2 separate regions of the Homo sapiens genome follow, and region 1 is linked to region 2. Evidence: chromatin loops called from intact Hi-C (ENCODE). Cell type or tissue: GM12878. All regions are shown on one strand. Each heading gives the region's core, and the rest is flanking DNA. Links, peaks and the distances in the headings are about the cores only.

Region 1 (2,917 bases), core at 307-2,806, 160 kb after region 2:
GTGCCAGTTTGAAAGCGTGTAAGCCGATCACTAAGGAATCTTCTCAAAAGTTCACAGAGGGAAGGAGTAAAAAGAAGGGCCACAATTTTCTCAGGCCTGCTCATACCTCGAGCTTCCAAAATAAGATCCTGAGCTGTCCAGCGCTTGCGAGGAAGGTGCACTGACTTAATATTTAGGAAAAAATTTCACACACACACACACACACACACACACACACACACACACACCATCCCTGGAGAAAAACAGGAGGCTGATGAAATAAAATAGAACCCCAGGTAGACAGGCAGGATGTTTCTCCCCACAATGAAGGACAGTACCTGGACGGTGAACTAAATTTCATACTGGAAGTGCTTAGAAAAAGAATTTAGTTTTGACATTTTGTTATCTCTTAAGCTCGAGGCAGCTTTATTAGATAATGTATTTGTCCTTTAGTGTGTCTCTTATTATGTCTACAACGTAGAAGCACAATTTAGAGCTGTCCATTACATTATGAAGTCATTGGTTAGCAACTGGGAAGGAATCCCAGCTGTTCTCTCAAGTCCTAAGGTTTATGAAGCCTCATAATCAATAGGCCCTGGGAATGCAAGGTGATGGCCATTTCTTCAGAACATGAAGACTTAGGAATTAAAAAACTGAGATAACTGCTCACAGATAAACTTCTATTGATTTATTAATACACACGTCGTACCTGGAGAATGTGATAAAACTTATGTTCTTTAAAGCTTGCCCGTAGGTCCCAAATACTGTACTGGACATCCTTATACTAAACATTCTTTTATATTATCTGAAATTCAAATTTAACTGTGCATCCTGTTCTTTTTTATAAATTTATTTTTTATAAATAAAAATATTTATTTTCTTTTTTATAAATTTATTTTATTGCTAATTCTGGCAACATCACTTAAGAGGTAACATCAAAAGGTGGGTAAAAGCATAAGATTTCAAGCCAGAGAATGGAGGCTGTGGTTTGGGGCAGACCATGACCTCTCCTTGAGCCTTGGTTTATTTTTCAGGGTAATGGAAAGAATAATCATGCCAGCTTATTTGTTAGGAAGATGAAAAAAAGATAATGTATGACAGTTTCTTTCATTTTGTATTATTTTTAGATTGTGATTGGCTGATGGACGCTCCACAAAGTATGAAATTTACTCAGAGTTAAACCAGAAGGGTCGACAGCACGGGCTTGGAAGTCAGGTACCCCTGGCTAGGTAGATCAGCCTGGCCTCTAAGCAGCTGCAGAAGCTTGGCCGAGTCACCTGACTTCACTGTGTGCCTCTTTGTCATTTCTAACATGGATACCATTATGTCTCTTTACTGGGGTGAGAATTAAAATGCAAAAATTCACCCAAAGCCTGTGTGGCACAGAGTAAGTGTCCAATAAGTTCCGGCTCTCACTTGTACTACAATGAAGTGATGTGAGTTAAGGTGACAAAAGCAACCTTAGATTTTCCTCCCTGGGTTGGTTGTGTGCCTCACAATAGAGCCTGGTGAGTGTTGACAACTTCCGTTTTCTTTTTATACTTCCTTTAAGCCTTGATAAAAAGGTCACAATGATGTTCTTTAGTCCGTTCTCCATCAAAGCAGTGAAATATCATCCAAGCAGCTCAGGAACTCCGTTCTAGACAAGCCTTCTCAAAACCACAGCTATGCCACTATCAAACAATGATACTCTGTTTATGAAACTCAATAGGGAAGACATACGTAACGTTAAACCTTCCTGAAATGTCACACACTTTTAAACAAGTGTTTTAGTTGTGCATGTTTTACCTCTTTTCTTTCAAAATGAAACAGAAGACGAGGTGGGGCTTTATTTAGTCTGGGGCAAAAGAAAAAGTTTCATCCAGCAGAGTTTAGCTCCCCTGTCAGATGATAAATGAGACAGGTGATTTTTTCGCTTCCTTATTCTTGAAAAAGCTAGCAATGGTGAGAAACAATCATCTTTAGGTCTGAGTGAAGCAAGGGGTCTTCCTTTCTCCTATTTTCCTTTCATCCTCTACCTAGCATTATTTCTTCTCGAATGTGTTTTTAACACTAGTTGTTCAAACAGGTCATGAATCCTTTCTCCTTCCTTGATATACATTTTGACTGTTGCCAGAAACTACCTTTGATGTGTTCCTGTAGAGAATAACACAGGCTTTCCTGTTTGTCTCAGAGCTGCTGAACTGAAGCTTCAACTACAGAGAACAAAACCATCTGCATTTAAAAAAATATCAGCACCCCCTCCCAAACACACACACACACACACACACACACACACACACACACACACACACACACGCACATGAACGCACACACAACATTGTCATTGTAAACCCAGACCGGGTCTCTCTGGGGTTCATAGAGTTCCTGTTGTGCCTCTCTTGGTTGTTTTAATGTGAGTTTTCATCACGCTACTCCTCATCTCTGCTATCTGTGTCTTAAAATAGCAACAGTCATTATCAGATGGCTGTCCCCCTCTTCCACTCCTGGCTGAACTAGAGAGCCTCTCAGATTTCCCCACCAAACCTCTGAATCCATCTGAGGTTTGCTCATCTGTCTTTCTAAGTCAGCAGAAGGAAAAACACAGGAAGACTGTGCCTTGAGCTATAACGAACCCTGGACATCCCCCAGCTTGTGTCAGTATCTCCCGAGGAAACTTTTCATGGAATCAGAGCGCTGGAAGAGACCTCAAGAGATCAAAAAGTCCTGAAAAACAAGGGTTCTAAGAAACTGAGAATCACAGAATATTAAAAATGCAAAAAGCTTCCGTCATCTCATCTCCTATCTTTCTCATCCAGGTGAAATTGTTTCCATTATTTTGACTTTTCCCTATTCATCCCACTTTCTGATCCTATAACAGTGTTTATCCCATTTCTATAACTTGCATGATTTCTGTTTTATCTCCATACTGCCTGTATTATTATTTTTTAAAAATTGA
Region 2 (2,917 bases), core at 325-2,824:
AAATCATTCATTGAAAAAACATTTATTTCTCTTTAACTGACATTTTGTTGCAGTCATGGGAAGAATAGACATTATGTGTGTTCCATGAACTATAACTTATTCTCTTTGATGTACTTCATTTTTTTTTCTATCTAGAACATGGGTTGGCAAACTTTTTCTATAAAGGGCCTGATAATAAATATTTCAGGCTTTGAGGGTCACATGGTCTCTGTAGCACCTACTCAATTCTGCCATTATAGTACAGAAGCTGCCACAGACAATACGTCAACAAATAAGAGTGGCTGTGTGCCAATAAAACTTTATTTCCAAAAACAGATGTTGGGCTGGACTTGGCCCATGAGCTGTACTTTGCTGACTCCACTATAGAGGATGAGGAAAAGACAAAAACACAGGCTCAGCCTGGCATTTAACTCTGGAAACTAGGGTGGTACATTCCCTGCCTTGCTTTATGAACTTTGGCACATCAATTGATCTCTCTGGGACTCAGTTTACTTAGGATTAAAATGAGATAATGGTCATAACAAAGCATGGTTGTGAGGGTAAGAGGCTGTCAAATAAATGAGCTGGAATTCGACAACCTTGTTTTGTACCTATCGTATTTGTTTTCATGTTTACTTTCTATCTGTCGTCAGTTCTGCTAATTTTCCCTGTATAGTTATGAAATAAAATTTCTTTTAAAAATAAATGTAATGAAGGAAAAGAGGGAGAGTCAATGTAAAGAATGTTTTAAGGTTTAAAGAAAGATTGTTGTGGCTTTTGTGTGCAAAGTGGGCAGGTGAGGCAAAGACCAGCCAGGGAGGCCATGGGAGAAACTACTACAGGAAGTCTGGGTGTGCACCCATGGTGGCCTGGAACAGGCGGTGGTGATGAAGGAGGGATTTAGCTTGTCCCTCCATGGTTGGGGAGGGGGTGGTCCTTGAGGGCCACGACATTATCACAGCTGGAGCGTTCCAGGGCCCGACACTCTGACAGGCAATGAGGCAGGGTCTTGGAAATGGATGTTGATAGAGTAAAAACAGGAGCCACTTTCTGGGGATATTGAGATCATCTCATTTAAAGGACACGCCACTTACTCTGTCCTTCTTAGTGTCCTGTTCTCCCACTGATAGGCTCAAACTTCAAAAATTAACCCACAATCCAACCATTTCTCACAACCTCCACCACTATCAGCCCACCACTATCAGCCCAGCCACAGCCACTACCGACTGCCACAGCCCTGTCCTGCCTGCCTGCTCCCAGCTCACCCCCACCACGGTCCATCCACCGGTGTGCAGTCAACCTGCTCACAGGTAAGTCAGATGATGCTTTTCTCCTGCCCCAAACCTTCTAGCCTCATCCATTACTCTTCCAGTGAAATCCAAAGTCCTTATGAAGTCCCATAGGTTCTGCACAGTCTGCCCCCTGGTGGCCTCTTCCACTTTTGCCTTCCTCATTCGGCTCCAGACATCCGGGTCTCCTTGCTGTCTCTAAAGCCCATGGTGACTTCCGGGTCTTGGCTGTTTTCTTCCACCTGGGACACTGTTCCCTCCACGGCCCCACAGCTTCCTTCCTCACTTCATTCAGATCTTGTTCAAATATCGCCTCCTCAAATGAGATCTTCCTTGACTAATCCACCCAAGGCAGCAGCAATTCACAATCCCCCACTCAAATTTCTCAGTTTCTCTCTGTATGACAGTGTTCACTACCTGAAATTCATTGGTTTGTGGCTGTGACTGCCCACCACTCTTTCCCTTTAGAGTATAACCTTCTTGAGGTCAGGAACCTTTACTACTCTTTATTGCGACCCCCAAATGCCTAGGAAACATAAAGTAGGTATTTAATGTATGTGAGTTGAATAAATAAATAAATACATGAAGAACACTCAAGGAACCATCCATTCATCTCTCCCTCTCTCTAAAAGCAGAAGTAAATCAGTTTCATTATCAAATAGAGTAAATATGTTGAGATGCATTACTATACATAACACTAGTTTCACTTGGTGTTAACCAAACAACTTTATCTAGTGCTTCCTATAGCAAAGCAGAAATTTTCATGATGAGAATACTTTCTTTAAAAATACCAATTCGGGGCGTGGCATGGTAGTGCGCACCTGTAGTCTTAGTTACTCAGAAGGCTAAAGCATGAGGATTGCTTGAGCCCAGGAGTTTCAGACTGCAGTGAGCTACAATCATGCCACTGCACTCCAGCCTGGACAACAGAGCAAGATCCTGTCTCTAAAAAAAAAAAAAAAAACCAACTCAATGTTGGAGGATAGAACAGGTTTGTTCAACAGAACATTAGTAAAATGAATTTATAGAGAGTTCCAGAAAACTGCCAAAGGAAGTAATTCTGTTCAAACCCACTGGAGACACTGATAAAAGGTAGAATCCTTAAACACAATCAGAGTGTTTTACGCCCATAAGGATCTAAGCTCTAAAAAAAATTGTTCCTAGAATTACTAAATTTCAAGCATAATTGAGAAATTAGCTTCTTTGCTCATAGAGGGTAAGATTCTAGCTGTACTGAAAATTGAGTAGAGGTAGATGTTTGGAGGAGTTTCAAAGGGCAGATACGAAAGCAGGACTTGCAGTTTTCACACATGCAGTAATAAAGCTTGCATGTGATGCCAGGAGTCACAGGTAATTAGATGGCACAAGCAGCTGAAAGGTCTAATGTTTCTCTGCTTAATAAAGCTCTGCACCTTCTTGCTTAACTTCTCTTAGGCAGATAGAAGTCGTGAGATGGTATCTGTCCCCAGAGATAGAGATGACACTCAGGTCATTTCAACAGCTCTTATTTCCCCCTACCTACAGAAACGTTATCTTATAATCTTTGACTGCCTTTAGAATATAACCTATTGGGGAAATGAAGTAGGCCAGAAAAAAAATTAAGAAAAAGTATTAATTCAGCACAGTGTAGAAATCACGACATTTGGTCT

The links. A loop is a pair of places that touch in the nucleus more often than their neighbours do. Peaks named below come from ENCODE experiments on the same cell type or tissue, not always from the same donor. Only the 100,000 strongest peaks of a DNase experiment are listed, where the experiment ranks them.
Region 1: it touches region 2 in a loop (2.0-fold over the local background); 3 of 110 quality-filtered maps call a loop at or near these places.

Annotation. Positions count from the first base shown.
Region 1 is chr20:53,000,566-53,003,482 of GRCh38, reverse strand. All of the region lies in intron 1 of TSHZ2 (teashirt zinc finger homeobox 2), which reads right to left. Among named protein-coding and RNA genes, the nearest start is that of TSHZ2, 30 kb to the right of the region's middle. In GM12878, for the core only: no CTCF peak of the experiment used is centred there; DNase peaks (open chromatin) are centred at 1,662, 1,822 and 2,343; H3K4me3 peaks cover 1,194 bases; H3K27ac peaks cover 1,612 bases.
Region 2 is chr20:53,156,722-53,159,638 of GRCh38, reverse strand. All of the region lies in intron 1 of TSHZ2 (teashirt zinc finger homeobox 2), which reads right to left. Among named protein-coding and RNA genes, the nearest start is that of TSHZ2, 190 kb to the right of the region's middle. RefSeq lists a silencer at 2,100-2,219. In GM12878, for the core only: a CTCF peak has its summit at 1,423 (motif pointing left); a DNase peak (open chromatin) is centred at 2,004; H3K27ac peaks cover 740 bases.